Regions from separate parts of the Homo sapiens genome. Here regions 2 and 3 are each linked to region 1. Evidence: chromatin loops called from intact Hi-C (ENCODE). Cell type or tissue: PC-9. All regions are shown on one strand. Each heading gives the region's core, and the rest is flanking DNA. Links, peaks and the distances in the headings are about the cores only. Region 1 overlaps RUNX2 (RUNX family transcription factor 2). Region 2 overlaps RUNX2 (RUNX family transcription factor 2). Region 3 has its middle 11 kb from the start of RUNX2-AS1.

Region 1 (11,014 bases), core at 3,310-8,309:
TTTTTGGTCATATTTTTCTCAATTAAAGATTCTAATGGCCACAGAGTCAAGACAAATTACCCTCATTATTTATGTCCACAAACCTCTGCGAGTCTGAGCTTCAGAATTATAATGGAAAACAGAAATCATGCCTTTGATTTTGAAAGCAGAAAGGTGGCACTTTGTTGCACTTTATAAACACACAGAGAATCACTAAAATGGAAGGTATTTGAAAAGCCCTCCATTCAAGCCCTCATCCTTCAGCAACCTGTACTATTTAACAATTCTTATAGTCAAGAAGTTCTTCTTTAAATCTAACCTAATTCATTTGAAACCTATTCTTTCTCTGACCTTGCCAGAAACAAAACAGCTGGTCACCATACATAGCTTAATAACTCTCATAATTTTGAGTCTGTTATTAAGTCATTTTTCAGTCTCCTCTTCTTGAAGCTAAACGATCCCAAGTCTTTCAACTTATCCTCATAGGTTCAATTTTACAAGCCTTTAATCATCATCAATGCTCTTCGCTAAACATTCTGAAGTTTTCCATGTTGCTCTTATGTTTTGAAACCCAGATCACCTTCGGGATTGCTTCTCATTGTCCACATAAGCCAAGGCTTTACTGCATGATACATAGTCCTAAGAGAATCTACTTATATAGGTAGCCTACAGCTTTGTTTGGGTTATTTTTAGTACAAGCCCACTCCTATTGCTCTTCATCTAAGAAAACATGTTATTCGGGACCCAGAATTCTTACGGAGCCCCAGCTACAGACAAGCCATTCCCCCTCCACCTCCTCCCACTCGATTTTTCTCACCAGAGCTCTTCAAGGTCTTTCTCAACCTGCTTTCCCTACCAATTTGGGTCTTGTGGTCCTCTGCTATAAAATAAGTATCTAGCTAATCTGATTTGATTCACTTATTTAAACCAAGTTGTTCACCAAAAATGGCTTAGAATGTGTTATCCTTTGTAGATAACATCTATGAACATCCTGTCCTCGAAGCCTTAACTCGAAGAAGAATCTCAGGCACCTGGTGAGAATGATAAGAGAGTGGTTTGGGGCCAGGAGGGATGAACATGAAGAGTCCTTTTGTGCTCCTCTAATTACACCACACCAGCCTTGGGTACAATTATAAACAGCCACTTTTGGGTGTGTGAGTCCAGTCTACTTTTTTTGCAACCTCTTCCCAACCATGTAGGCATTGCTAATGCCCTCTCACCTTGCAAAATTAGATATTAGATTCTGATACTGACTGTGTTCAAGGTTTGCACACAATGTACCTTTTGCCTTGATGTCTCTTCCCCCAACTCTTCCTCAAACTGGCTTCTTCTCACCCTTTAGGTCTGTGCTCCGATGTCATCTCCCCAGACAGGCCTTCCTTGGACCACTCTTCAATAGGTTCCATCCTGTTCCCTCCCACTCCATTACTCTTTACTATGACATCAGTTCCCTTTACAGCACTTATCACAATTTGCAATTAGATGTGATTATAGAGAAATGTTTGTTTACTTGTTTCTTGCCTTTTTTCTCTACAGAATGTAGGCTCCTCAAAGGGAGGATCACGCCTGCCTGGCACCTGGCTAACAGTAAGCACTCAAAAGTAATTTTTTGAATGAATAAATGTTCCCATGCCGGAAATATTTACATTTTAAAACACATCTCTAATTGTCACCAAAAAAAAGGCTCTGTCAGCTATTTTAAAGGGAGATGGTATTTTCAGTGGTGGGACAGGGTTGGGGGAGGAACGGATCTTTCTCAGATCCATCTAGTCCCACATCATTCAGGCAGCACAGGCCCTTCACATCACAGAGGCAGCCATTAACTGGAAACAATTGTCGGTTCTATTGTCATGCTCCTTTTCCTTACAGCAATTATCCTCATTTCCAGTTATTCGCTCTCCTTTGAGCTTCAATGTGGTCATGCCATTCTGTAGCATTCCATCATTTTCCTGATGTTATTTCCCCAACTTCTGTTATCTTTCATAACAGTACCAGCATTATCTATCACAGAATATCTGGGAGATACACATCACGATGTTAGTAGTGGTAATCTTGGGAGATGCAATTATGAGTGATCTCTGTCTTCTTCTTTGTTATTATTAGTTTTTATTTTCTAGTGTGCAATTTTTTCACTTGTGCAATTTTTTAAAGTTAATTTTTTTTAAGTACTAAATTCATTTCACTGGTATTCAAAGTAAGATTCTATTGAGGTTAAGTTATACAATGTATTATTTTCATCTCACAAAATTCAGTGTTTTCAGCTGTTAAAATGAATTCAATACTCATTCAACAAACATGCCTATGTCCATGAACTGCATGCCCACTCTGTGCCAGGCCTTATAACTTTGACTTCTGTACTATTCAGCGATGCTACTGCAGCATTAAGCATGCTTCTTATGTAACACTGCTTCATCACATCAACCAAGAATCCCCTGGGCCCAACACTTACACAGACTTGACAAACGGCAACAGGATAAACAGGAAAATATCTGGAATCCTTGCCTGTCTCTATAAATCATCTGCTGACTTGCAGAGTAACATAGGACAAATGAGTTCTCAGGTGTCCATGCCTCAGTTTACCTATGTGTAAAATGCATAACGCCTCCCTCAGAGAGATGTACAGAGAATCACTGAGGTAATGTCTAAGCATTTGGAACTCCTTGGCAGAAAGGCGCTACATAATTACTAATTGGTATTTAAGCTGCCCTTCATGTGTGCCAAGTACTTTATGATCATTCCTTAGGAGTTACTCCCAGCTACTTTGTGAAGTTGCCTTCATGTCTATTTCCATTTGAAAGATGAAGAAATAGAAGTAGAGAAAAGTTTAGTGGTTTGCTTAAGGTCACAAAGATGGCAATGAGGTCTCAAAAGAAGAATTCCTGAGTCCTCCAATCCCCTTAGCCATAAGGGAATCCACCTCTTAAACACAAACTACCCTTACAGATTAATTCCCTGTTAAGCTACTCTGAAATAGCCTTCATGGTAGAAAACACATTGTCACTTGTTTTTGTAGGCTGGAGTAAACAGTGAGGGGGTGAAACAGAAACCAAAGCTCTAGAATTAGTAACCCAGACTTCACACTCACCCTTCTTTTTACACATCTATATTTCTCCTCACTTCTTGTAGAACAACCTGCATTTGGTACCTTCATCATCTCCTTGAAGGGCCCATCTTTGCCTACTAATAATTTCCTGGGCCAATCCTAAGGAGGCATAAGGCCCAGATTAATCATCCTGAGTATCCCCCGCAACCAAAATACATGCTAGCGTTTTTACCCAGATTGTATCTCATAAAATTTAACTCCAAGGAGGTAAATGAGAAGATGAGAATGCATGTTGTGGAGGGTGCATATGCATTCTGAGAGTTCACGGCAAGGCAGAAAGCACCAGCTTGCTTCAGTGTCATCTGATGTCTTCCCCACCTGCCAACTACTGCACAACCCCAGGAAGACACACACCGAGCCAGCACTGGAGTCACCCCATCCACCTTGCCCAGAGCTAGTCTCACCCCAGATCGTGGTCTCCTGGCCCTTTTAAACCATGTTCCTCTAGTCCACACATTATTTTCTTCCCTCTTCTTAATTCGTTGATTCGTTTACCCTACAAAAGACAGCTCTTGTGGTTCTGAGTCCTGTACTCTCACCAAAATGACAGAAACGTGTGGACACCAATATCTAAGGATTCCTGCTCCGGTTGCTCAGGGAGCAACAGCCACATGACCTCTGCAGAGCAAGTGTAATGGTGGAGTTCTTTAACATAAATTTGGATAAAAAGTTCCAAAGCAACTCAGTGCCTGCCCATGGCAAAAGTGTAAAATAAGGGATTTAATTTCCTCCCCGTTTGCTTTCTCCTCTGCAGGAACATTCCCTCTGACCTCCTCCCCACTCACTGACCCTAGACCTCTCCAGAGTTCTCCAGAGTGACAGGAGCTTAGAAACATTTCCCTTCCACCATCTTTCATGAATATTATCTGTCCTGTGTTCCATTTCCTTAAATACTACTCCAGCTAACCTGATAATAATGACCTGAAAGTTTCAATACAAAGGAATGACTGGAAGTGTGGATCTCAGGCACTCAAAGCAGACAGGCTTTCAGCAGAACGCCTCTCACATCACCGCATGTTGGCAGCAGCTAACACACACAACTGCTAACATTTTCAGGAATAAAAACTCTCTGAGAGTTTCACACTAACAGTTTCTCATTGAAGGAATTACTGAAGGATCTACATCAAGAAAAAAGCAAACTCAACTTAAAAGGAAGAACTAAGGTGAAAGAAGGAATGATAAGCAAATGAATCAATAAACATAATGGATAAATACAAGTATAAACATTTTTTAAACACCGATAATGACTAATCCAGGAAATATAAAACAAGGATCTACTAAAATATCAGATAACGACATTAGAAGAGAGGGGGTGAGACTGCAGTTTAAAGAATGCTAAAGTTCTTGTATGGACAGAGATCATGATTAATTTTAATAAGACAAATATACATATTAAAATGGTAAAGATAATACTAAAATAAAAGAAACACATTCAATGATAACTTGCAAACCAATAGAGTAGGAAAGCTAGCATGTATCTAGAACAACAGAAAAGGAATACTCTGAAAGGAAAACATTTGCAAAAGAGAGAGATATGGAAATACAGAACCCTAAAACTCTCACCTTTCAATAACAAAATCTTGCACTCTTAAGAGTATATCAGAACTGGAAAGCATCAGGAATGCTCATTGCTACAGTTGACCTGCAGCAAAACTGTGATGCCTGAAGTTGGCAACCACTGGCCTCAAGGCCGGCAAAGGTCCTGCCTGCTGCACACTGCCACTCACTGTTTACTTTCTAGTACCCAGGATTTCACTGACCACTCCTCCCCTATCTTCCAAAACCTACTTCCCAAAAAATGATTCTATGTCACTTGTTTTTATCTTAATAAGAATTTAAGTCTGAGTTACCTTTTCCAGGGGTGCTTGGGTTTAAGCCTTAAACCTAAATTTTAATGAAGAGTTTTGGTCTTCCAACAAATAGATTTTCACCACCAGTGTGCAGTAGCAGAGAAATTATGAGAACTGGAGCCCTTCCTTTGCTACTTACAAACACAGTCTTTTATTTTAACTGTTACATATGATCTTGAATTAATATTTTAGACCTAAATGGTTTTTATGCCTTTTCTTAATTTCCAAAATTACTTGAACAAACAAGAGCAATTAATTATTTTTTATACCTGCTTAAATAAAAACTTTAGAGATTTTATGTGAAGGCCAAAGATGTTCTTTAGTTGACATCATAAATGTATCCTATAAAAATGCTAGGTATGGACAGGTATGAATGGGAAAAGCAATACAACAAATCTTTTTTTTCCCTGCTATTTTTAAGTATGTCCTATTCACTGGTCTAGTCTTCCTTGAAGAAATTGCCATGGCACAAACAAAATAGAGGTGAACAGAATATTTCAGTGATCTATCAGGAATTATCTTTCTTGAGAACGAAAGGTCATTATTATTTAAAAAAAAAAAAAAGAGAGACAAAAAAAGGGGGGGAGGGGAACCTCTTTCTCTCAAGTCCCTGTCAAGTCCCTAACACTATTTTCAGAATGAATGATCTCTGACTTACACTAAGATACAAACTACTGACACATTTGGATCAAGCATGTATGTGTTTTTAGAACACATATCACTTGAAAACTTGCCATGCTATATTTAGTTAGAAGTAAATATATCAACTGGAACATATGCATGTGGAAACTGTGCTCTTGCTGTGAAAGCTACAGCACCTTGTTAACACAAGTCCAATACAATGAAAACGCATATTCAGAGCTGGGAAGCCAGGGAAGAGTGCAAAGGAGGGACACGAGCATGTTTTAACGGCTGTGATAATTTGCCATGAAAGGATGTTAATGCCATAGCTCCTTGCTGCAGCATGCCATGTGCTGCTGAATTAAATTACTGCCATGCAGTCTGCGAGCGAAGGAATGTGTAAACAGGCCATATATCCTTGCATCAGTTCCACAGAATGTTGCACAACACAAAATGCCTCTCGATGTGTCATTTCCTTCTTGGCTATCTTCCCAGCTCCTGACAGCCAGTCAACAAAAAAAAAGGACTGAAAGATATTTAAAACTGGTCTTCTCAAGAGCACATTCCACCAACCACCAGACATAACCTCCACCAGCGCTTCTGACCCATCCCCCCGCCCCCCTCATCCTTCTTGAAGAAAGGGAAACAGAGAACAGTGGGGTTTTCTTACTGTTATTATTCTCTTAAGTTAAAGATTTTCAACGATGTTTTATATACTGGTAGCCAAGTGATTAATATCTATGACAATCAAATTGCTGCTTGTATTTGCCAACTTGTAAATATCAAAACATGGCATTTACCCATAAATTCTATTCCTTGGGCACTTCGGAGACAGTGAAGAACCCAGGGGAAGTCTGAAAGTCAGGAAGTTAAGGGCTTCTCTACTAATGCTTTGTGCTAAGGACTAAAACCCAGGCCTGCAGCATCTGGGGCATGGCACAAAGGCTATCAAGGTTTTTTCAAATCATCCTCACAGACTGCAAGAATGTGAATGCAAGAACTGTGTCCAGAAGAATCAAATAATCTTAAAAAATACATCTGCTGTCCCTCTATCCAACATATTTTACATGTACCCTCACCTTATTTCACATGTGACCAATCTCTAAATAAGCATCTTCCTGGGCCGGGCGCGGTGGCTCACACCTATAATCCCAACATTTTGGGAAGCTGAGGCGGGTGAATCACCAGGTCAGGAGTTTGAGACCAGCCTGGCCAACATGGTGAAATCCCGTCTCCACTAAAAATACAAAAAATTAGCCAGGTGTGGTGGCACACACTTGTAATCCCAGCTACTCAGGAGGCTGAGGCAGGAGAATCGCTTGAACCCAGGAGGTGGAGGTTGCAGTGAGCCGAGATCCCGCCACTGCACTCCAGCCTGGGAGACAGAGCAAGACTCCATCTGAAATAAAATAAAATAAAATAAGCATCCTCTTTTGGTAAATAAGCAAAAGTCATGGGCTAGCCTTTGGCATAAAAAGTCTATTCCTTCACCCAACTAAGATGAAAAGTAATGGAGGATAAAAGCGAGCTGCCGCTGACATCAGCTGGAATGAGGAAGAGAAAAATGTCAACCCCTCCATTCTCTCCACCCTTCACCAGGCTGGAAAGCAGTCCCAGAACTAGGTGGAACAGCGTAAGAGAAAAATGAGATGATGTCTTGCCTACACCACCTGTTTCGTTAAGTCTGTTCACTCAAGTTTGTTAAGGTAAAACTTCTGCAATTGGACATGCCTCAAAAATACAGAGAAATAAAACTTCTCTGAACAATTACAGATTTGTTGATGAATTGGGCACAACTGAGAATAAGCAAACAGGAAAAGAAAATAGTTTAGCTGCAGGACCTAAGCCTAACAAGCTGAGTGAAGCAGGATACTAAGGCAAGCCTAGAAATACCAACAGTACCCTATACTTCCAGATAACCTCTCACTAACCTAAGCCCCAGACCCTTACTGAAGCTACACACAAAGACAAGCAGAGAAATGTTGCAGCCATGTACTCTGAGCTTGCAAGAAAGGAGCTAGATCACCGGAGGGAAAAAGGCAGAGCTTCTCCTTTTTCCCACCAGGTTGAGACAGGTGGCTGGCTGATCAGTGGTGAATGCCAGTGCCCTGGCAGGAAGTACACAATTCACAGCTTTGGTCTCTCCTTGAGAGTAAATATGGTTTACCTACCTGAGACCCGACACACAAAAATTTTTAGAAACCCACTCACATGTGTCAGGCAGTAGGTTTGCCAAGGTGCCAGCAAGCAAGAATTTCAAAGTTGGATGATACAAAGTATAAAACCTCTAATCTTGGCCAGGCGCAGTGGCTCACGCCTGTAATCCCAGCACTTTGGGAGGCCGAGGCGGGCAGATCACCTGAGGTCAGGAGGTCGATATCAGTCGGCCAACATGGCAAAATCCCGTCTCTACTAAAAATATAAAAATTAGCCAGGCATGGTGGTACACACCTGTAATCCTAGCTATTTGGGAGGCTGAGGCAGGGTAATTGCTTGAATCTGGAAGATGGAGGTTGCAGTGAGCCTAGATCAAGATCATGCCACTCCATCTCGAAAAAAAATTTTAAAAATTGAAAAAAAACCTCTAATCTTAACCATCTGAGGATTCATAAGATATTTCTGCTACAGACTTGTCATGTTGCTGGGCAAGGCTCATACTTCTTTTTGTTCAAACATCTAATGTTCTTCTCACTTGAGTAGTGATCTGCTAATACCAAGCACCACAAGGGAATACCCACCACTAATTCATCTGATATTTACCAAATCTGTTCAATTCAGAATGACACTACGATTAGACTAGTAAATTTGGAGTATTTTCTTTGAATGTCCCCTAGATTGAAAAAGCCAAGAGTCCTTTCAGAAGATGGCACCTTGAAAAGAATTATTTTTCCTGTTGTGACAATGACAACTGCCAGCTAAGCACTTATGTAAGTTGATGACATTGGTGTCATGAACCACATCCCCCAACATTCACACCATTGGTGGTTTTTTTCCCTTAAATCCAGGCTGCACCTGTGTCTTGCTTCAACCAATCAAATCTAGAGGAAGCAATTCCATGCCAGTTCTGAGCCTAATCCTTAAGAAGGCCCAACATCCTTGGGTGCAGTGGCTCACACCTATAATTCCAGCTGCTCAGGAGGCCAAAGCAGGAGGATCACTTGAGGCCAGGAGTTCAAGACCAGCCTAGGAAACATAGTGAGACCCCATCTCTACAAAAAATGTAAACATTAGCCAGGTATAGTGGCACTTACTTGTAGTCCCAGCTACTCAGGAGGCTGAGGTGAGAGGATGGATCACTTGAGCCCAGGAGTTTGAGGTTGGAGTTAGCTATGATCATGGCACTGTACTCCAGCCTGGATGACAGGGCAAGACCTCATCTCAAAAAAAAAAAAAAAAAAAAAAAAAAAAGCAAGGCCTGAGAACTCTCACTTTTGTACCTTAGGGAGCCCTGAGCTGCCGCCATGTGAGAAGTCAGACTCAGCGGGAAAGACCACATGGAGAGGCCACGTGGAGAGGAAGAGGATCCAGGATTATATGGAAAGAGATGCAGTGGGGCCTGCTGTTGCATCATTCCAGCTGAGCCCAACCATGCAGCCATCCCACCAAGGCATCAGACACATAAATGAAGCATGTGGGATGTTCCAGCACCAGCCACTATCTGATTGCAGCTACATGATAGACCCCAAGCCTGACAAATAGAAAAACCATCCAGATGAACCCCAATCAACCCACAGAATCATAAGAAATAATAAACTGGATGTTATATTCGAGGGTAGTTTATTATTTAGTAATAGACAACTAAAAAATACAGCAAGAGAATTTAAAGTATCCTATGTAAGCTTATTTACTTTTTCCATCCTCTGCACAACAAATAATACCTTCTCCCATCAGTCCTCTTCCCTAACTCTGAACCACTTCTATAGAATATGATGTTGCTAACCAAGTTTTCACATTCCTGTAGAAATTATTTAAATCAGACTGGAGGTGGAACCAAGTCCACAGATGGAACAAGGGATCCTAATAGAAACCGATGTTTCAAAGAGCTAGGTATCTAAATGCATTACTATTGCTGCTGCTGCTACACCACTTCTCCGGCTGACAGTTGTTCTTCAGAGCTAGCTTGCCAACAGAAGGTCAAAATGCCTTGCCTAAACACAAGACTTACAAATTTGGGATCTTAAGTATGATGTCATGTCTTAAAATGATAAGCTGGCAAAGAAAATAAATGGCATTTTGTAAAGATGTGTACCATTTTCATGTTTACGCTACTTAAGATGAAGGTTCTAATAAGTCATCGGCTATGTTCCTTTAAAGGGAAGTTTTATAACCGAGATGAATCACAACTGCAAAAGATCAAAGTTAAAAAACATCAATGATGCCATAGGGTACTTTTTAATCTTGTAATGAGTGATGATCATGTGCTCTTATGAAGTTAGTCCAACTGCCAACGCCAGATGTGTATATTAAGAAAAGAAGTTGTTTGTGATGTGACAGCACTGGTTCAGCTGCCAGAGACAGAAAACATAGAAGGATGAAACCTTTTGGATTTTTGAGTGAAAAGCAAGTCTTGGCAGATGTGTTGATAGGCAAGGCCTCACAGTGGGGTACTAGTGCCATAGCATCTGCTCTTGGACTTTGCTGCAAACAAATTAAATTTATCATCAGTTCTGCACAGCTTTCCCTGAGGAGCATGAATATCTGCTCAGGCATAATTTATAATACTTATTAGTGTCATTTACTAATGAGCAAAAATTAGTAAAGTCATCTGCAGGGGGAAAAAAGTAATATACTAGAGAACAGAATCTATAGATGTTATCTGTTTCCTAGAGGCATACCATAAGCAAAACTCTACAGCCAACGTCTGACACTAAAGAAAATTGATGTAATAATAGCTGACACTTAATGAACACTTACTACATGACAGTCACTGTGCTACCCATTTTACATACATTACAATATTTAACATTCTTGCAGCAACTGATGAGGAAGGTATTATCATTCTCACATAAAAGATGAGAAAACCAAGGCAAAGAGAAGTTAGGTAACTTGCCTGCCTCCATACAGTTAATAAATGATGGAGTTGGGATTTCGATCCAAGCAGTCCGACATAAAGACCCAACCAGTTAACCCAGAATTTGTCCTTGTTCAAACAGCTGAGCTACCAGAAGCAGGCTTTTCAATATATATTCAGATCTTTAGAGGAAGGAGTGAAATTCCAACAACAGGAACCGATAGTACAAAATCCTCAACTTCAAGCCACTATAAGTGATAAACAGAAGTATACTACTTTTATGACTAATAACCACTAATTAAGGAATTATAATTTGGGGGAGAGGAGGCTAAACAATTGCATATAAATTGTTCCACTCCCCCTGCCCCAACACTGCCCCAGGAAAGCCTTTTACTAAAGCCCTTCTCTGTTAAGGATCAATAAAATAAGCCACTTTGAATAAGCAAGGGT
Region 2 (11,014 bases), core at 2,545-7,544, 61 kb before region 1:
AGGCTCAGCCCATCCCACTCCCCCCGACCCCTGTGCAGGGATGGATTTTTAGTTAAAGCACGGTCTTTACCTGAAATGCGCCTAGGCACATCGGTGATGGCAGGAAGCCCAGTGCCCCGTGTGGAAGACAGCGGGGTGGTAGAGTGGATGGACGGGGACGTCATCTGGCTCAGGTAGGAGGGGTAAGACTGGTCATAGGACCACGGCGGGGAAGACTGTGCCTGCCTGGGGTCTGGGAAAAAGAAAAAGAAAAATCTTTAGTATAGCAACCATTGCAGCCTTAGAAACATGCAACCCAAAACTCAGAAAGGAAAAAGCAGAAAAACAGGGAGAGAAAAAAAAATGGCTTATATATATATAATATATAAGGAATGGCTATTTATCTCTTATAACCCCATCCTTTCAGGCCTTAAATAGCACAAAGCGTTCTAGACTTTGAGTCTCAATGAAAGCAACAAAATGGATGATGCATAAAGACTATTTGTCTCTCTCTTCCAAATATTTCAATTTCGAAAGTCTAATAGTCATTTAGAAAACAATCTGCTTTGGTTATCTTTACAAAGTGGAATTATATTTATTTTCTGTATCTCTAAAATTCCTCCAGTGAACATGGATAACTTTTTCTAAGTTAGAATATTTTCTGAACAATTAACTTGGTTAAAGACTATGTAGACTGTGCCTTTCGCTGCTGCATATCCAGCTACTTACTATCTTTCAGACATGCTTTTTGGTTTTAAAGTGCATGATTCCATGATTTCATCTCAGGGCACTTTCTTTTCAGGCAGGTCAATGGAATGGCCCTTTCTAGCATGGGGTGAAGGGAATAAGGGCAGGAATGAGAATGGAGGGGCAGCACGTAAGATGAACAGGAAGGAGGGAAGCCAGTTACGTTACTCTCATGCTAAAGCTAAAACAGAAAATAACCCGGAAGAAAAAGACAAAAATTTAATTTCAAAGTCAACTACCATTAAGAACTGAAAAGTTTCATCACCAGCCAGTTTCAATGTTAAGCACCATAGTTTCTGACAGTAAGAAAATGCCCCAAAACAGGAGAACGGGGAAATGTTTTTAATCCTACTGGAATCTGTTTAGAAGAAGTCACATGTCTGGAATTTGGCCTAGTGTTACCTACAGTCATTGTAATAATAAAACTAATGGGCAGTCAGCTGTTTAGGTTTAATTGCTGAACATTAACAATATTTTTTGATGTATCTCTAGGAGTTTCTTGGAGGTACAAACTCAAGGCCACATAGATTTATTAAAAGACCTTCTGCTTATATACAGAAAAAAAGGTAAATGTGCTGTATGTTTCCAAAGCAAAAAAAGTATGTATTTCAAACTCTTTTGCTCTTACTTGAGGGCTAATCAAACAAAATCATAACCAAATTTCTCTTAACACGTTTTTATGCTAATTTTTAAATTATGTTAATTTTTAAAATTCTAATAGACCAGGCTGTTCACAAGATAGCTTGGTATCTTAGAATATGCACGGACTTTGGAATGTTCAGAATTAGGTCCAAGTTCTGAGACTTCTTCTTTCTGTGTAACCTTGGCTTAATTACTCAGTCACTCTGAGCCTCAGTTTCCTCATCTGTAAAAGGTGAGGAAGGAGGGGCAGCAATAATACCTGAATCATAAGGATATGAAAATTACAGGAGAAAACGATTAAGAGAAAACTAGCACAAAATAGACTTAATAGGCATTAATTATTTTATATACATATATATATTAAAAAAAAAACTCTGGGTGACATAGGGTAAGTTCCATGTTTCAAACATATCTGAACTGGAGTTAATACACTTGGAATAGGTTTCAAATTATCCCTACACATCACCTATTATTCTTTGAAAATAAAAACTATTAATATACTTGAACAGTTAATTCAGGTTTATCTCTAAAAGTAAAAATGAGTATAATAAGATGCGGATTTTTAGATCATTCCTCCGTTAAAACCTCTCAGTTTTTCTATACAGTCACAGCAGTTTAGTTCAGCTATTTCTTGTTTATTTGTTCAATTCAGAAACAATTTATTTAAAGATTGTTTAAATAGGACATACTTCCTTGAGTCAAAATAATTAAACACACCTGGATATTTATCGGATGTTTACTGACATTGACATATACAGAAAAATGTCATCCAATTCAATTTTAAAGAACATTTACCTGAGTTTGCAATTTGAATAAAAAAGCAGTACTATAAGTGGTTAACAAACTTTTCCTTCAGAAATCTAAAGGATAATTGATCATTAAAGTAACGGGCTTCTGTGCCTTAAAATTCTCAAGGCCGAGATTGTAGAGATTGGCAACATTTCAAATCTGAGTGACTGGTCCTTGTTATATATCTGATATTGACATACTTCCTTGCCTTACACCATTAATGTAATTCAGTATTCAGAGAAACGGTAAATGATCTTCAGATGGAAAAAGATTCATTCCTTACAGCACAGGAAAGCAGTCTCGCAAGGGCAAGTCCTTCTCTCAAGCAACATTTTCAAAAGACAAAGAGGTTGAGAACCACATAGCTAAATAAGTTGGGTACACAGGACTCAAATTTGGATTTGAGTTCTCATCTAACTTCCCCAGATGACTTCCTGAGCAAGCAGTTTAACCTATACCATTCCTCTCCTGCAACAAGTCATCCGTCTAGGGCCCCCTGCCTAAAAACAAGAACAAATACAAAGAAATGTAAAAAATGACGAAAAGGAATTAGGGTACTCAACCTGGATGTAAGATACAGTTCTCCTTGTGCAGAAAGGCGGCTCAGTACAGTGGGAAACAAGTGGGCTTTCTAGTGAGAGGATCTGAGTTGGCGTGCCAGCTCCGCTATTGATAAGCTGTATGACCTCATCTGGGTTAGCTAACTCTGAATCTCAGTTTCCTCATCTGGAAAATGAGGCAGCATAATACAGAAAAGTGAATATAGTAAAGTGGTCACACATCCTGGCTGTGCAGACAAACCTAGGCTTCAGTTAAACCTCCCTGCTGTGCTGAGCATATCACTTAAACTTTTAGGCCTTGGTGGCTCATCTATAAAATGGGAATAATGATACTTATTAGGGTTTTTGTGAGGATTACATGAACTAGGCCATGTCTAATATGGTACCTGGCACTCTTAGCACATATTAAGTATATAATAAATACAAGAGCTATCTATATAATGAATACAATAATAAATACTCTCATTTTTGGAAAATGAGATAATGCAAGTAAAAGCATTTTGATAACTATAAAGTACTACAGAAAAACTATTTTGACTCTCTTTAGGAGCTCACATGGTGAAGGCCCTGCCTGAGCCTTGTGACCTGGGCTGTGTTTCTCAATGTTACTGAGCTTTAATTTCCTCATCTGCAAAATGGAGATGATAATACTATCTCAAAGAGTTGAATCCTCAGACTGAAGATTAAATAATATATGGTAAATGGAAAATCATCATTATTAAAAATAAATATTAAAATATGACTCTATGCTATCTAGGGTAGCTGGGTTTGTCTCATGTTGTTATTCTTAAAGACTTCCAAGATCAGATTCAGCATAACTAAGTATAATGCCTTGCACATAGTACTCAATAAACAACTATTGAATGAACCTTTCAGGGTGGCTTGAGTGAATAATAAAATATTAAAATTAAGTCATAATTAGTAATTCTCTAATTTCTCTTTAAGCTACCAAAGAGGTTTATATCGTGAGGTTTTAGGTTTTACATCCTGACTGCCAGAATATATACTAGAAAAGTCTGTTAAAGGATAGTTTTGCTTTTAGTGGAGGCCTTTCCAAATATCCAAGATTAGGAAAAGTAAGTTCTCAAGATCCCTAAACAAGTCAGAAGATCTATCTTTGTCTTTTTGTCTCTCAGAGGATAGGCTAGAGTCAAGCCAGTCTCTTTCAAGGTCACTGTCCTAAGAGTCTATGAGAATGACTTAAAGAAAGAGTTACTAAAGAAAAATAAAATAGGCCGGGAGCAGTGGCTCACACCTGTAATCCCACCACTTTGGAAGGCCAAGGCAGGCAGATCACCTGAGGCTGGGAGCTCAAGACCAGCCTGACCAACATGGAGAAAGCCTGTCTCTACTAAAAACACAAAATTAGCTGGGCGTGGTGGCACATGCCTGTAATCCCAGCTACTCAGGAGGCTGAGGCAGGAGAATCTCTTGAACCCAAGAGGCGGAGGTTGCGGTGAGCCGAGATCACGCCATTGCACTCCAGCCCGGGCAACAAGAGCAAAACTGCATCTCAAAAAAAAAAAAAAAAAAAAAAAAAGGAAATATAAGAACTGCCATATGGGGTTATGGGGTTCACTAGATCTAGCATAAAAAACAATTTTAAAGAGGATAGCAACCTTTTAAACAAAAGCCATGGTCTCCAAACACCCCCATGCCTTCTCTAATACCTTGTGAATGAGTGATTACCAATCCAAGCTCCACCATTTCCAGACTGTGTGATTGGACAAATTACGTATCTAAGATTAAAGTTTCCTCATCTATAAAATGGGAGTAAATAAGAATATCTCCTTCATAAAGTTGTCTGATGATTAAATGAGATAATATAATATAGAGTTTAGCATATGGAAAGAACCTGATAAATGTTTCCCACAGTTAAAGACTCTATCTTACTGAACCTTCATTTTATATTTGTTTCTAGCCCTTGACCTCTTTTTCTGGCAGAGTACAATTTTTAGGAGAGCTTCCTGTACCGTGTAGTTCACAATTTGGAGCATATATGTCCGTGTTAGTCACGTTGATATCCTTTTACAATGGCTTAACCTTAATCATGTTCTTTCTTAAGTTTTGGTTTCTTCCCAGAGAAATCCTAATTTTTTAAGTGTATTTTCAAATACTGTACACTTTAACCTTTTCAATCTTTTAGTGGGGAAAAAAATGGCTGTAAAATGTCTTCACTTCCTAAATGCGCAATCACCAAGAAAATATAATCCTGTCATAAATACATGATTACAACATATTTGCTTTTTATGGACAATTATTAGTGCTTATAGTAGAGGAAAGTCACCTTAACCTGATCTCATAAACAATTTCTGAACTCAACTTCCTGAAGAAACCTGAGACTTCTGAGATTTACTCTCAAATTGGATGAGTCAGAACAGGTGATAGATGTTTTTCAGGCATCATCAGTCAATCCTAAAGTTACTAATAGGAAAGATACAAGGCCTAGCTCTGAGACAAACCTACTAATTAACGACAAACAAGAAACTGTCTTTATCTCAGCCTCAGGTCCCACAGAGCAAGGATAATCCATCCGTCACCCTGCCTCACCCAGAGTTATATTGGATGGTGTGTCTTTTCAAATCTACAGAAACATGGAGGGAAGAACCATGTCCTAACACTCCAGCATAAACACAAATATCCTTGACTTTTAATCATGGCCTTAAGGTGACACCCTGGCTGACTGCAGTTATAGGTCAGCCAGAGTGTCACCTCAAAGCCATGAACTACCTACAAGTTTTCGGGGGCTAAATCAATGCTATGTCACAGAAAGTTTCCAAAAAAAAAAAAAGGAAAGAAAACTGTTGCCAGGCACGGTGGCTCAGGCCTGGAATCTCAGTACTTTGGAAGGCCAAGTTGGGTGGATCACTTGAGCCCAGGAGTTGGAGACCAGCCTGGGTAACAGGCTTTTGTAGAGACGGTGAAACCCCACCTCTACAAAAAAATACAAAAATTATCCGGGTGCAGTGAAACATGCCTGTGGTCCCAGCTACTCTAGAGGCTGAGGAGGGAGGATCATTTGAGCCTGGGAGGCACTGAGTCACGCCACTGTACTCCAGCCTGGGCGACAGAGCGAGACTTTGTCTCAACAACAACAACAACAAAACTGTTGTTGAACTTTAAATATTTTTATGTTTTTTTAAAAACTATAATTCATTCTTTTTATATGGCAATCTTCAGAAACAGTATCAATATTATTTTAATTACTATATTAGAGAAATTCAACAAATTGACATGTTTTTATATGGATATGATATATGAACAACCCTCTGGTGTTGGGTTTTTATGCACTCACTCTTGAGTGCTTGGGAAATCTGAGGCACTACGTATCACTAAAGATGACTCCACTCTTATTTCTCCACCAACTTCTCTCCTGCCACCTAAAATAGGGGGTCTTAGAGGGAAGTGGTAATCAAATCTGACCTGTAACATAAACTTGAGAGAGAAAATCAGGTCTTTCCTATCTGATGGGTCTGCTGTACTCACAGACAGGATGTGATTGATCAAAATGACTACATGCGAGAGAAGAGAACAAAGCAGAGGACCAGGGCTGCTCCTGCGGGCCCTGAGGATGAACCCAGGAAGAAAGGGGTCCCCAGGGCCGAGAAAGCACACTAAGAACCACCACCAGGAATAAAGGGAAGGCTATTTATTGGACCCCTCAGATCTGCAACAACACATTTTCAGAAGCAATCATGGTTTCCTCCGTGAGAGTAGACCAAATCTAGCTATTAAGAGTTCAGGTTAATTTCTCTTTTTCTGTCTAAGGTAGAAGCCACTGAAAGCCGTAAAAAGGAACCAGTCATCTGTCATAAGGAATCCCTTCAGCATGTGTTTCAACCGAGGCAAAGTCTGTCACAAGCATGGAATTGTGTTTTTAAAAACGCTCTAAAGATGGAAAGGAACCATGGAGCACCAATGTCAGAATCGATTTTATAAGTTCTCCTTCTAGGGTGGTGTTCCTTCAGCTTAGACTTCTTGGAGAGTGGTTGCATCTGCTTTCCATCCTATAAACCACAAAACATAAAAGCACAGAAGGCAAAACCGTACCCAGGGGGTGCTCAAAAATGCTAGTTGGGAGAGGGGTGGTTCCTCTGTCTCAAGTTGCCTTTCATCAGGCAAAAATGGAGACAACCCTTTATGTAAACCTGTGGAGATGAGGAAAGCAAACAGTCTTTTTTGAGCAGGACCACAGCTTCTGAAGTACAATCACTGGTATGGGGAACAAAAAGGGGGTGGCTATGCACTTCCTACAGTGATATAGAAGAGTCATGAGCTCTAGGAGTCTCCATACTTTCAAATGACTAAAAAGCCAAATTTCGCATCTGCATAATTGAACCCTAAACACTTGGAGTTATATTGAGAAGGGAGGAAGGCAGAAAAGAAAAAAAAAAAAAAAAGGCATCCCAGGAAAATGAACTGACTCCGGGAAAACATATCCAATTCTCTTCTGAATGAGTAAGTTTGAGTGGGGGCAGCAGAGCAGGCAGAGAGCTTTCTGAAAGCCCAAAGGTATGCTGGAAACAAGGCAGCTGCTATTAGCAAGGCTCCTTTTGTAAACACTTTGGTTAAACATGTGTGGGTGTGAAGGAGGATCTGCTTTCCTAGGAATTGCTCACAACAAGGCACACCAGGGACAGGGTGCTGAACTTGATGCAGACGGGAGGAAACAAGTCAATGGGAGCAAAGCCTGAACCCGCATACAAAAGGCTATTTCCTGTTCCTGCGGCCAGCAGGCTTCTGTGTAACAGGACACCATGGCAGCCAGTGATTCTGCCAAAGCTGTCTGCAGGGAGTACCTGCCGTATTGGGGCAACAAGGTATAATCAAAGATCCCCACAATCCCACCCCTTATTCTCCACCCATTTTCCCCCTAAACAGTACTCAAATCAGGCTGTGTAAACCTCAAATATTTCTTGAGAAAACTGGGGTGTCAAAAATGATATACAGAGTCTACTGGCTTAGAACTATGCCTCTTAATTGCTACCAGGGTCAATCATCCTAACACAGAGGAGCAGATTTGCCATTTCCTATCTTAAACTATTTCTGTCATATTACTGTCATTCATAATACAGACATACTCACACTTATACATATACACATTCATACATACAGAGATTCCCATTTCAAAACAATCTACACTAAATATGAAATGTTAAATTCTATGTCTTTTCTAATAACCCTGTCAGCAAGACTGGAATTTTAGAATGAGCTTTCTTCACTCATTTCTGGTTCTCTTGACTAACAGGAAACTGTTTACAAACAAATGGCCTCCTCCAAGCATAGGAAGAGCCCTAGACTGGAGGCTCTGGCACTAACTGTGCAGGCTTGGACGAATAATTTATGGCCTCTGAGTCTCACTGTTTTCACCTGTAACATGGGAATGGGTGGGTTATCTCTAAGATGTTTTCCAGATACAAAATGCTATGATGCTAACCACTCAGAAGAGTGAGCTCCCAACCCTCAGTCCTTTCTGGAGACTGTAACTGCATCAGAAATGACTGAAGCCATGCAGAGCTGACTTGGGGTGGCTATGAAAGGTAGCTGACAATGCAGCGCCTCCCATCACAGAGCATCTGGCTCATGTCTGCTGAGAAGCCCCAAGAGCAAGGTGCGGACCCCCCTTGTCCCCACCAAGGGCCTTCTCCAACTGATCTGGTGGCTACCAGAATCATCCAGCAGGAGACAGACCCGAGTGACAGAGTCTAAAAATGAAATCTGAGAAAAAAAAGCAGCAAACTGGTTAAAACTGGAGGCTATGTAGGGTACACCAGGCATGACCATAGGTTATATTACAACACAAACAATGGGAGAAGAGAGAATTAGTAAACTTAGAAGACAATAAGCAGAGAAGAGAATGAAAAACGATATGTATGGCCTAAGATATCATATCCTGTAATAAAATGTTAAAAGAAAAACCAGAAGGAAGTTGCATTGTTAAGACAAGGTGATGAGAAGCACTCTTATGTATCACCAACTTTTGCTAGATAGGGATCATAACTGTCTTACAGAAAAGGACAGGCATTTCTTGTTTTAAAAAAATCTAATAGAAGAAGAAAGAGGCTATACCACATGTCATACCTGTCCTGGCCTCTCAGCCTTGGCATATCCTGAATCTCAACGGCAAAGCTAGAAGAGGGAGAGAAATGAGATACAAAAGGGTGGGACAAGAACTTGAAATGCCACTGAGATGTGATGCTGGCAAGGGAGAGTGGCCCTTAGTTCGAATCATAGTATTGAACTGGGTGTGGTAAATTCAGGTTCAAATCAGGCTGATGTCAACATCCAGGAAATCAGATATGGGCAGTCGGGGTATTACAGAAGGTCCCCAGGCATGGTGATACCTGATGTCACATGGATGATTATATCCATCGTTCTAGTAATTGTCTCTCATTCATTCATTCAAAAAAATATGTATCAGGTATCTACTCTGGTATTGTGTAGGCACTTGGAATATTAATGTTGAATAAAAATAGACCTAATCCCTGGTGCTATGGAGTTTTATGACCTAATCCCTGGTCCCATGGAGTTTTACAGTTGGGTAGGAGAGACAGGCATTAATCAAATAATCATATAACTATGGTAAATGCTGAAAAAGAGATGTTCATGGTACCATAAAATGGGAACTCCAACCACATTGAGCATCAGGGAAAGCTTCTCTAAGGTAGTAAAGATCAAGCCAAGACCTGAATGACAAGCATAAGTCTAGAAGATGAGTAAGGGAGGTTAAGAGGGCTTTAGGCCCGTGTCCAGTTCCTGGGAAGAAGGCAATATCATTTTTTTATGTACTTGATAGAAGGCCTGTGTTTAGAACATTGTGAAAAAGTTTCAAAATATTGTGAGATGAGAATGGAGAGCAGGCAGGGAGGAGCCAGGCTGTGCTGACCCTGCTGGGCCATGCTAGACATTTTAATCTTTATCCTAAATGCAATAGGTCACCTTAGAAGATGTTTAGGTATAGAGTGACATAATCAGACATGCATTTTTAAAATCTCCCTCTGGCAGCATCCTAAAAGAAACAGGGCAGAAGTCCAGTCTAGGACCAGGCGTGCAGGAAAGGGTGTGGAGAGAAAACAACAGCTGGAATGGACACAGGGGTGGAGTCCAGGGGCTGCACTCAGGCTTCGGGCTCTTAGCTGCCTCCACACATCAGCTGATCACGGGGGCGAGGCTCCTGAGATGGCCTCAGGCTGGATCAGGATGAGTTCTGGATGGGTAAGGTGAGCCTTGAGTAATAGGCCTGCCTTGGGCCTACAGCTGGGAGTGATTTGGGCCGGCTCCACCTCACACCTTCTAATTCAGCGGTAGAACCTGGGCATCTGTATGTTTAACAAGCTCCCCAGGTGATGTGATTATGTGCCAAAGTTCAAGAACAATAGGCATAATTTTTATTAATGAAAGTTAGAAAGGAAAATTACCGAACCCTATTTTGATTTAATCTTCCCTATCAAAAAGGATGATCTTACATAGAAAGAGCAGAACAAACGTGCATAAGAGGAAATTAAGGCCCAAGAGAAGTGAGGAGATAAGGGAGAGCAGTGTGCTGCTTTAGATGAATTCAAGTCTCTGCTCCAAGATAAATGACATCCCACAACATGGCAAAAATGTAGGTAACTAGTACTCAAGGGGCTGCTTCTTGATGGAGCAGGGTCTAAAAAGTTTTTCCTTAGATTAAGTAAAATATGCCTCCCTATAACTCCAATCACTACTAATCTTAGTTTTGCTCTCTGGGATTACTACTCCACATGACAGCTGTTAAATTACTTGAAGATAATGCCTTTAAAGTTTACGACACAAAATACACTAGGTTTTACATTCCCTTATTCCATTTATCTTATTCTGAAAACAGCATTGCTATTGGTAAAATCTAAGTTGCTGAAACTAAGTTGTTTTGGAGCCACTGTTGGTGTTGACTTGCTTGCAGCCCACTAAAAACACTTTCAATAGCCAGTGTGCAAAGAACTTCTCACACTTCATCCCACAGTGACTATCAGAAAGCAGAATGGGCTCACTAAAAAACTGTCTCCTAGAATTACTAAAGCAATAGATTAGAAGGCAGCTCATCTGTCTATTGCATATCTGGACCTCAGCAAGATATATGCCTTATCTCTAAGTGATTTATAGCTAGTTAAAAAGCCTGCCAGAAAGTGGTCATTAATATATAGATTGTGGTCAGTTTAGACAGAGTTATATGGTGGCATAATCCAGGGCACAATAGTCTTATTTCTGTCCAGCATCTTCACCAAAGTCTTGAAGGATTAGAAGGGACCTTTCCAAGCTTCAAGATGAGACAAAGT
Region 3 (11,014 bases), core at 3,634-8,633, 140 kb before region 1:
GAGCCATCTAGATTCCAGATCCAAAATAAAAGAAAATAAAAAAGGTAGGAGGGGAGCCTGAGGGAAGAGGTCATATCCTAAACTCATCATTAAATTGCCGGGAAGTGTGAGTGATGAAAATGGCCAGGAAATATGATCCTTTGGTGAATTGGGATCTCACTAATATTTAATTGGGTCTCCTGTGAGACATTTAAATCTATGGGCAGCTATCAAGGGTAAGAATTCTACTCTAGTGGCCCCCAAATGATTTCACCTTCACTTTCATTTTAGTGGTGGAGGAAAGCCAGGACATTTGCTAAAATATTTGAACTGTGGGTATGTGTTTTAAGGCCTGTATGTGTGTGGTAGTCACCATTGAGGAAATTCAGAGCTTGATGATCTCTTTCAGCACATCGGTTACCAAAAACCAGGGCAGCCACGCTGGAGGTCTGGTCACCCTTGTACAAGCCCTGGATTAGTCAGTTTCCTAAAACAGATTTTTTTCCAAGAAGGATGGCTAGGAAATGACCATCTTCAATTTTTCTACAAGTATTTACAAACCTCCTTAAGGCTGAAATCTAGGTGCTTTCAAATAAACAAAAATAGTTTGCAAAGCACTCCATAGCCTCTGCACTCCAAGCCCCTTCAAAATAAATGAAAAGGTAAAATGTTGTGTGTGTGTCTGTTGTTGTTGTTGCTTTTCTAAATTCCAACTCATCATCACAGGCTTGGGGACCAGAGACAGATAGGAAAATCACTGGACCAGGAGGAAGGAGACAAAAGTTTTAAATCTCAGGTTAATGATGGGACCAAGAGAGTTCTGAAAAGGGTTGTGAACCTCAGCCACACACTTCCTTGCTCTATAATCTTAGACAAGTTACTTAACTGCCCTTTGCCTCAGTTTTCTCATCTGTTGAAGGATGAGCCTACCTCTCAGTGAATTGTGAAGAACTGAATGAGATTAGGCATCGGAAGTGCTAAGCCTCACACCCAGCACATACGACAAGCCCAATCATATTTGCTATTACTGTTTGTGGCATGGGGCAAGTAAGTCCGCTCCGTTTCTCCAGACCCCTATTTCTTCCTCTTCTCTGTCCATGTAGAAAAAACAAAGGCACATTTTATTGTTTTTAAAATGTAGGTTTTACTAAAAGGCAAATGGATCAAAGTCCAGTTTCCTCCTCCATTAAATTGCAAATATCTTGAAGCCTGGGACCAGAATCTTGCTTTTGTATTCCACCCGCAGCCCCCGACCCTGATCCCCTGCATTGCCTAACAGTGCCTTATACATGGTAGGCATCAATAAATATTTATTGACTTGAATTACCTCTACGTTTAACTTTGTGATAAGGGAGTAAATGAGTGAGATAGTTTTTGTGGGGGCGTTAGGTGAGTCTGGGAGTCTGTTTGAGTGAGAGTAGGTGTGTTTATTAGTGATTTAGTGAGGGGAAGGGGGATGACTGCACATGGATATAAACATTTCTGTAATTACTGAGACGGCTTTAACTGACCCAAGACTTCACAGGAACATAAATCTCTGCCTAGCAGACAGAAGTGCTGTTATTTAAAAAAAAACAAAAACAAAAAACAAAAAAAACCCTTATTCAACCCTCAAATGAATCAGATTTTGAAACTGATCTTCCGAAGATAAGTTCGTGTGAGGAGAAAATGAGATGCATGTTTTCCATCTTTGCCCTTTTTTGCCTTTGTTTATCAAAAATATCAACTAGAAGAGAACTTTTTTGCACTTCAGAAAACAACTAAAATCAACCCCTGCTTTTCTGTGGGGGCTCCACTCATCTCCTCTGTGAATAACACCAAGTACAGATAAAGCTCTTTGAGACAAGCACGGGTATCCAAGACTCTACTTCAGAAACCTAAAATTAAAAACAAATCTAAACAGTGGATATTAACTGTTTTATATATATACATACTTTTTTTTTACATAAAGGAAAGAAAAAATAAAAACACCAAGTGTTTTGCCTGGCTTGTGCATTTGTGATGACTCACTTCAACAAAATTCTAGGGGAGAAAACTCACCTCACTTCTACCTCTAGGAAATTCCCTTTTCATGGGAATGAAAATCTCAACTTCCATGCTCTCAGATCTGGGGACCCATGGTGTGGGGAAGTGGGTCTGTCACCCCACCTTGAAGCTGCAAGCCCTAAGGCAGGCCAGTGCTTTCTTTCTAACCAGATCATATTTTTCGATCTGAACAATTTTATGATGGGGGCTTAAGCAACTTCCTACATTCCTGTTGTTGCTCTTAATTTCTTCTACTTGGACTGAAACCCCTACAGGGAAGCTGTAAAGAAAATAGAATAAATAAAGAAGGAAGAAAATGTTTCTCTTCTCTTTCCTCCCTAAACCCCCCTCATAAACATCCTACCCCAGGTCACAAAATGTATGGTGAGCGTTAAGCCTTGGCAGTATTTTGACACGGTGCGCAGTCCTTTTCTCCTCCCTTTTCCTTTGAGGTTCATCTTGCAGCCCAGGGCTCTGTTCCCCTGCCAACTTGGTGGGAGTGTTTAGTGACTGGAAGGCTGTGGCCTGCTCTCCCCAGAACTTCACACTTCATTTTTCCATATCCCTAGGAGCAGCAGCAAATATTTCACCAGCCTGGTTTGCCGGCTACTGCCATAAATCAGACTTAGGCCTCAAAAAAATATCCAGGCCTGTCAAGGCATTAAGCTTTTATTTTCTGACTCGATCCAGTGGTAAATGAGAGCTTGTATTTTCCTCTAAAACTGTAAAGGGATTTTTAAGGATTGTCGCTGGATGGCTGCCAGCTACGAAAGATACAATACAGAGTGTAACTGGTTAGGAGAGATTTGAAAAAGTCTTAAGTATGAAAAATGTCTTTTCTTAAAGGTTTTTCAGTGAAATGGGAAACAGGGCTTAAATTTCATAAAGACTTTAAAAAAAAAAAGACCCAAACTATTCATGAGAAAAGCATTAGGAAATGGAAGAGTCGTGCTCTTTGAGAAATATGAGTTATACTTGTTCTGCGTGCTCTCTGCCACTGGCCCCCTTTCTTCCTCTCTCTTTCTCAGTGTACATAGATACTTGGGCCGGTTCATTAGTCAGTTCCTGCCATCATTACTGACGATATGACAGCAAGAACAAACAGACTGGACAGTTTTATGTGCTGTATATTAATTGCTTCATAATTTAGGCCTGCAAACAGGACAGTGAGGCAAGTCTACTTGGAAAACCCCCTGCTTAATATTCTAAGCAAGCTTGCAAGGTGCAAATCATGCCTATGAGATCACTTCTGAATATTTCCCCTGGATGAGTAATCAAATCTTAAACTCCAAATGCTGAAAGCCAAAGCCTTCTTGCAGTTGGAAGAGAGATGGAGTTAAAATAGGTAGGTATTGCACCAAAACACCATGTCCAGGAAATCTGGAAAAAGGTGCAAGAAACCAGGCTAAGATCAGGTACTAGGTGTAGAAAAACAGTCTGCTTAGATTTTGTGATGTGTCATGTTTCATTGAGGTACACATTTAATTTCAGTAAAATATAATTAAGTGAGAGTAAACATAATCTTTCCTCTGCCCAGTCCAGTCCAGGTTATTGCATACACTTGCAGCCTGGTGTCACAAGGAGGTGTGGGAAGTGGGGGACGAAATAACTAAGGAAATAGTGAACCTCTATTTACAAAGGTTTCAAGGTAGCATTTAAATCAGGATGAGACCAATCAAGACAGTAGCAGTGCCATTTAGGCAAGGTGATCTGATTCTGCACTCAAGAGAGCTGGGGATGAGGTAAGTGGGAGTGATGGGAACACAACACCAATGGGATGTGGGAAGAGGAGACCAAAAATGAGTAGAAAGGAGTATCATTATAAGGAGGGTAGGGGGAGGAATAGACTGCCACAGCTGACTTTGCAAGGACGCCATAGACCATCCACCCTATTGGTGAAGTTATTTATGTAAACCTCTCACACTCCAACCTCAAGATGATTATTTGTGTTAAATCTTGGGTGTTCTCAAGGCGGGGCATTGTTTTCCTGTGTGTTGCTCTTTCTTCTTGAAGGAGTTCAGAAGAACCTGAAACCAGACTTTCTGGCCTAACATAGTTTGAGCAATGGTTTGAATGTTGGTATAATCCCAGAATGGATCCTCTTCTGAAGTCCATTCCAGCTGATCTCTCTCCACTACTCCCAACCTTTCAGTGGCACATGGAGCCGAGCTATGGGTGTCTGAAGCCTCTCCAGGAGCACGCCTCACCTCCAGCCTCCCACTCAATGATCTATCACACCCTTCCATTAGCTCTTTAACTTGCCAAGGTTTCTCTTGCCTCTGGTCTTTTCCTTCGTCCTGTGACATCACCCCCAAAAGTCTGCAAACGGTGGTCCATGGACCAAATCTAGCCTACCACCTGTTTTTGTATGGTCCACAAGCTAAGAATTGGTTTTTTTTTAATATAAAATTGAAAGAAGAATACTTTGTGACATGAAAAACTTATAGGAAATTTAAATTTCAATGCCCATAAGTTTTATTGGAACACAGCCATGCTCACTCGTTTACATATTGCCTCTGGCTGCTTTCACAGTATGACAGCACAGTAGAGTAGTTGTAACAGAGATAATAGGACCTGCAAATATTAACTATCTGGCTATTTACAGAAGGTTTGCCAACACCCTGTTGTCCCTCTCCTGATCAACCCCATCACATTGAGCCTGACTGACCCCTCGTCTTCCTTGACATCACCTTTCGGACTCACTCCCAGGCTAGCTGCTCCTGCCTTGCACACACTACACTTCATGCATAGTGAATATTTTGTACACTGAACTCATTTCAAAATGGTTTTCATTCAAACTACAAACTGGCTAAAACTACTGGATGAAAACATAGTAAAAGTCATCAATCAATCATAAAAAATACCCTAATTGAAATCTGGAATAATAAATCTAGAAATGTTCATAGGGGTTATCCATAAGGAGTAGTATGGGTGAGTTTAACATACTTTTGATTATCGATATTTTATAAATTTTCATAATGTGTATTTTCTAGATTCTCTCTATAATGTACATGTTCTAAATTTGCTATACATTCATAATGTGTAAATATTATATAAATATTATTTTTAATGGAACTTTTACAAAAATGTGTATTGAGCACCTTTTTCATGCAAGGCACTGAGCTAAGCACCATGGAAGATACACACATTTTGCCTGTTTGGGTTGAGTATTCAAGAAAGCAACTATTATTTGCTGAGGAAATGTGTTTAGGTATTATCAGATAATATATATGTGTCTATGTATATGAGCCCCTAGTTTATTCCCTCTTCCCAGGGTTATCCACTTACTTACTGTAAGTCCTTGAATATGTCTATATCATTTTTAAAAATGGAGTATACATGTTTTACTTTACATTGAAGGTATTCTGCTATAATATCATCCTTTCATTTTTACACACTTTAAAATAGTTTGTTTGTTAATTTCCCAAAAACGTTTGGGGGATCTTCTGTGAGGTCAATTCCCAGGTATGTTGTGGGTTTAGCTGTCATTGTGAGTGGTATTTCATGTTCTATCATCATTTCTCAATGGTAACTGCTGGTGGATAACGAATCTTGAACCAGGCAATCTTGCTGGGGAAGGGAAAATATAAATAACACAATGAAGGAGACTCTTACTGATCTGTGTTGCAAACTCTGGAGTTGGGTCTGCACCTGTGGTCTAAGAGGCTGGGGTAGGGTGTGGCAGGGTGAGAGTGGGGGTGGGGGGCCTCTCCATCTGTCACTGATGGTGTGTTCCACGCTTTTCATAACTGAGACTTCTGCAGGCCTGCTACGTGTGCACCTGGCATGTCCTGACACCACACCACTGCCCCACTGACTATCCAGCACACAGGCACTGCCCACGAAGTAAGCTATCATTTCCTTAAAAATCCCTAAACTTCCTCATATCTTTCTACAGAGTCTCACTGAGGCTCTAAGCCCATAATCTCTCCTGTAAATATATTGGCAGGAAGCAGCCCTGGCTCTGTCCTCTCTCTCCTTAAGTGGCATTTGTGCCCTCCAAGCTATCCTGGTAGGTTTAAGATGGCCTCCAGGATCTGGCAGATGGTATTGGATGGAATTCATTATTCTAGGGCACACCTATTGGTTCAATAACATCTGAAGAACTGTGGAATGATCTGAGCATCAAAGGTTTCGGGTCTTGGCTTGTCCCTCTTATCACCACCACCATCATCTCTGCTAAGTCATTCCATTGTTATCATAACTTCTTAGCTCCCCAGTGATTTACTAACTATGCCATTTTGCAGGTATAAAATGAGCTGGACAATATATACTCTTTGTCCACATCCATGGAGTGCTGGGAATAAGTTTTTGAGAGCCTTGTCAAAAGACTCTAGGTAGTCAAATCCTCCTTAGCTAATGTTTGTGCAGGAATAAGAAATGCTAACTCTTACTAGCTGGGTTCAACTTTTTCCCCACTGACTTGCCTTCTAAATGCAGTGAGTCATCCAATACCTTCAATAACTACAGCAGTGGCTCTCGATCACCTGGGAGCTTAGAGCACATACCTACACGTGGACCCCACCCCAGAGAAACTGAATCAGAATTTCCCTATCTATCTGCTGTGCCAAGAGTGTCATGTTCTGCTCTCTGAGACCAAGTAGAACACTTGGGTGGGGGTGAAGGAGCGGGGTGGAGAACCTGTCCTCTGACCCCACCTTTCTCTAACCACATCTAAGTGAAAAACCACAAAACCAAGTAAACAGGCAACTGAGGGTTGATACAGTGATTGAAAAGGGGCGGGGGTGTGGGGTAATGAGGATGGATAAAGACAAGAGACCACATCACATTAACAGAGTCTTTCTCAAATTCAGACCTCACACTCCATGGTGGAAGGGATCTTCGGGTGCCAGGGTCAAGTTGCTGACACTGCCCTGGGAAGGACTGTACCCTGCCAGTGTCCAGGCTGGAGGGGCTGAGCTCAGCTAACTAGAGGCTTCAGCACCCTTTCCTCCCTGCACCCTCCAGGGGGCCCTCCCGCCCCTCCCTGGTGGCCCCCCCAGCCTCGCACACGCTCTTCATTATCACCACCGTTGCCTGTGCTTCTCGGGTGTTCCACCCATCTCTGGTCTCCGCCCTGAGTGAGGGGATTAACTTCCTGCAATGCCACAGCTGCAGCAGGCTGTTTCTGCAACGGGCAGCAGGGGGGCCACATGGCCCAGGAGGATGTGTATCCAACAACTAAGGGTGCTGAATACTCATTCTGGGGGAACTTGGGGTGGGAGAGTTTGCTCTCTGGGGCATTTCTGAGAAAGGGGGAAATTGGCATTTGGAGGCCTTGTCTGACACCTTCACCATAGTTACCAAAAAACAGAAAGAACGTTGCTGCCATCTCCATTATCCTCCTGAAGTGGCTTCTCTTTCCCCATGCGGTTCCTCTTTGCTTCCTCCCCATAATAAGAAATGCCTTTTATTGAATGCTGGCCATGTACCAAGTGCATTCATGTGCTCTCTTCAGTAATATTCTGTTTGTAGATGAAGAAACTGGGGCCGACGGAAACGAGACTCAGCTTGTTAGTAAAGTCAGAGGTGGTGCTCAAAGGGCCTGACCATCATTAACCAAATCCATCAGAACTCAGAGCCATGTGGGCAATTCTGATGGGAGCAGCATAAGCAAGAGTTGGGAGCACCCACAGGCTTTGGATCAAACAGTTACTTAGCTCTTCAGTTTCCAACCTCATCTGTAAAAGAGGACAACAGCACCTACTTCATAGGGTTGTTTGAGGAAATAACACAGGAGGGACATTTAAGACCAAGTCAGGTGTAGCATGGGAGCTTCATAAAGTAGCCATTTTATTATTAATCTCATTGTTAGTTTTAGAAATATAACTGCCAAACATTTACTCACTCATTCAGTAAATATTGATAGAGGGCCCTGTACCCATCACTAAGGTACATCTGTGAACCAAAAATCAAGCGTTACTATCAGTTGATGGGTTCATTCTCACCCCAGTTGGAAAGCCCACTGTGGAAAGCAGGTCACCATTGGAAGGTTGCCTGGAAATTCTGGGATTGTCAGAGGACAAGGACGAGTGTTTTGAGATGAAGTGGCCACCTCTCTTCCAGCATCCTTGAATACTGGAACCAAGGCTCAGGATGGTCTGTCCCATGAACAGGAGGGTTGTGGGGAGGAGAAGAGACCAATCCTTATTAAGCACCTTCAGGTAAGATTCCTGAAACTCCTGATACAGCAAATGCTTGTAGGAGGCACTTGAGATGCTCTCAGAGGCCATGAAGTCAAAGCATTCAATAGCACAGACTGACACGTAAGAGAAGATATAGTCCTGTGCTGAAGAACTCCAGGTCTGGAGTCAAATTTCTTCGCTTCCCATTGTCTACACCCCTAGCTAGCTTGGGTGCTCTGAGCAAGTGGTTTATTCTCTCAGACTTGATGTCCTCAGCTAGAAAACAAATGGAAATGATAGAATCACTGGTCTCATAAAATCTGGAGGTGTCAATGGGAGGATATGTAAAAAGAGACTCAACAAATTTTACCCATTACTATGATCTGTCAGTCTTTCTTACTACTCCAAGAAGAAAGTCTGGGTGTGCTGGTGAGTCCAACACTTTCTAATCTTCCCTTTAACAGGAAAGGAGCAATCCTCAGGCCCACAGCCTTCTACAGGTAAGATAACCTCGTTAGGACTTCATGACATTGCTTTATTTTCATGGTGTGCGGGGGGGAGACAGGATGATTGTCTTCTAATTATGGCAAGTGATACTGGTTTTTTTCTGATAATGATAGAAAGCTTCCTTTTAAAATAAACATTTCAATAAAAACAAATCAACTTCAATACAAATGTTAAAGAAATAATAGAGCAGGTGGATACAGCAAACATCTTAACTGTGGCATCCAAATGACTGAAGTTTGGGAAACAATGACAGAACAGCCCCCATGCCACTGCTTTTGGCCTCCAGTTAGAGATGAGAGGCTCCAAAAGCCATGCTTTGAGCCTCATTCTAACTATCTCTAACATCACTGTCCTTTCCTAATATGTCCCATCAACAGAAATATGCCTTTGCTTCCAAGCCACTCCAAAGAGACCACTGCACTTCAGCCATTTCCTCCTTCGTGTACCAGTGCTGTACATTTCACCCCCTGCACTCCAGGCTGAGGGATATGGCCCAGTCCCCTGACAGGATCAAGTTGCTTCTTGAGTCTTCTTAGAAACACAACTATACCCTGTTTCTAGGTGTGGTCTACTTTTGCACATAGCTAACCCCACTCACAGGGTATCAATTCCAACTACTTCCTTCCTCAGGCAGCAATTTTGGCACCTTTTTTGTACCCACTCATGTTCCAACCACACACCCGAGATGAATGAGCATCTCATCAAGTTGGGGAGGCCAAAGCCACTGAAGGATTCTGTTTCTACTGTAGCTCTCATTACTGTTTCTCACATTAGAGCACATGTCACTCTGGGAATGCATCGCTGGATTAAAGAGTATTCTTTCACATAGTCATAATTATGGGTCCTAGAAGTCAGTGAACTAGGGAGTCCAGGGGATATGGATGAGAATAAAAGATGAGAATCATAGAATTTAGATGTACAAGTTCCCTAAAACTACACAGTCCCACTCTTCTGCTTTACCCATGAGGGGAATGAAGCTGGGAGAGGTTAGTTGACCTGCCCAAGGTCACATGCATCCCAGTCAGAAAACTACCATGTTCCCCTTTGGGCTTCTGAACCCAATTTGACCCTGGACCTCACTAAAAATTCTCTCCATGTCTTCTTTCTTCAATGGATAATTTAAAATAGAAATAATAATAAATATAACACCTCATTGTATATGTGTAGCACCTTTCTTCCAATAAGTGGTGTTCTTTCAGCTTGCCCACCCATGCTGCACAGAACGGAAGTGTTTCCACTATGGACTCTGGTGTTGGTTATTGACTGGAGCCCAACTTCTAGCCCACACACATACCACTATCAAAGATATAGCTCAGAGTACAGGCCCATGTCTGTTATTATTAACTACTCAAGGGGTAGTGTTTAAAAACAAAAGACCCTCCCCAACATAATACACATGAAAAATATGTTTAGAAAGCTTAAATCTTAACTATTTTAAAAATTAACTATTTTTGTTTTAATTGGATAGTTATTTGATTCTCCATGGAAGAACAGGCTCTTTTGTGTTGTTAGTAATAGGTTGTACTAATATTGATAGTAGAATAGTGGCAGCAGTAATAGTAACAATCATCATTTATTAAATGTCTACATGGAAGGCATTTATATCCAGTCTTTTATTTAATCCTCACAAAAATCTTAATGATATGTGTTTTTTCACCTTACTGAGGAAATAAATGAAAGTTCAGAGACATAATTTACCCAATATGCAAAAAAGTGAGGTCTTACCTTTTTGACAATAGAGTAGACATGATTTTAAGAAAAATCCCTCACTATACTAGGAAAAATATAAAAAAAATTTTAAATGTATGACAGATCTATCTAGAAAGTAATTCCTTGGGCCCCATGAATGATCAGAATGCCCAAATCCAGAGTCATCATCAAGTGATGGAGTCAGCATTTCCTGCACATGAGAGAAAAAAATCTGAAGCTCAAGGTGAGTGAAATATCAGAATGGAGACCCACAAATAAGCCAATATCATGGAAAGGCAACACTCCATTGACGGAGCTAAAAAAACATCTATCCCACAGAACAAGGTGGAGATACATGACTGGCTTGGTCTTGACTCTGAGTAGAAAAAAAAAAAAAAAACAAAGAAAGAAAAAGAAAAAGTTCCCCCTCCCTATTTCTAACTACAGATGTGTAGGTTTATAACTTTGGGCCTGAATATACACAACAAATGTGGCTAAAATAAAACTCTACAAAGTTAAATTGATTCCAAGTTGGTGATAAATGGAGCCTCAAAGAATTACTACATATTATTAAGTTACAAAGAAAATGAGCTCTGTAGAAAAAAAATCAGTAATAAAAAGTAAATAAACAACTCTGAGTGAAAGTCAGCAGAAACAATAAACTCTACAATCAGACCTTCAAAGACCAC

What was found. Hi-C counts contacts between places; a loop is a spot of excess contacts. Peaks named below come from ENCODE experiments on the same cell type or tissue, not always from the same donor. Only the 100,000 strongest peaks of a DNase experiment are listed, where the experiment ranks them.
Region 2: a loop joins it to region 1, with 6 times the contacts of the local background. A loop is called at or near these places in 6 of 110 quality-filtered maps.
Region 3: it touches region 1 in a loop (3.0-fold over the local background); 3 of 110 quality-filtered maps call a loop at or near these places.

The regions. Positions count from the first base shown.
Region 1 is chr6:45,440,984-45,451,997 of GRCh38, reverse strand. The region is part of intron 5 of RUNX2 (RUNX family transcription factor 2); the gene reads right to left. Among named protein-coding and RNA genes, the nearest start is that of SUPT3H, 69 kb to the right of the region's middle. RefSeq lists an enhancer at 5,549-6,050. In PC-9, for the core only: no CTCF peak of the experiment used is centred there; a DNase peak (open chromatin) is centred at 6,027; H3K27ac peaks cover 2,616 bases.
Region 2 is chr6:45,501,464-45,512,477 of GRCh38, reverse strand. RUNX2 (RUNX family transcription factor 2) reads right to left here. Exons shown (of 9, transcript NM_001024630.4): 7 at 71-232. Among named protein-coding and RNA genes, the nearest start is that of RUNX2-AS1, 70 kb to the left of the region's middle. RefSeq lists an enhancer at 7,232-7,526. In PC-9, for the core only: no CTCF peak of the experiment used is centred there; a DNase peak (open chromatin) is centred at 5,027; H3K27ac peaks cover 3,367 bases.
Region 3 is chr6:45,582,541-45,593,554 of GRCh38, reverse strand. No RefSeq gene overlaps it. Among named protein-coding and RNA genes, the nearest start is that of RUNX2-AS1, 11 kb to the right of the region's middle. In PC-9, for the core only: no CTCF peak of the experiment used is centred there; DNase peaks (open chromatin) are centred at 6,134 and 6,534; H3K27ac peaks cover 2,439 bases.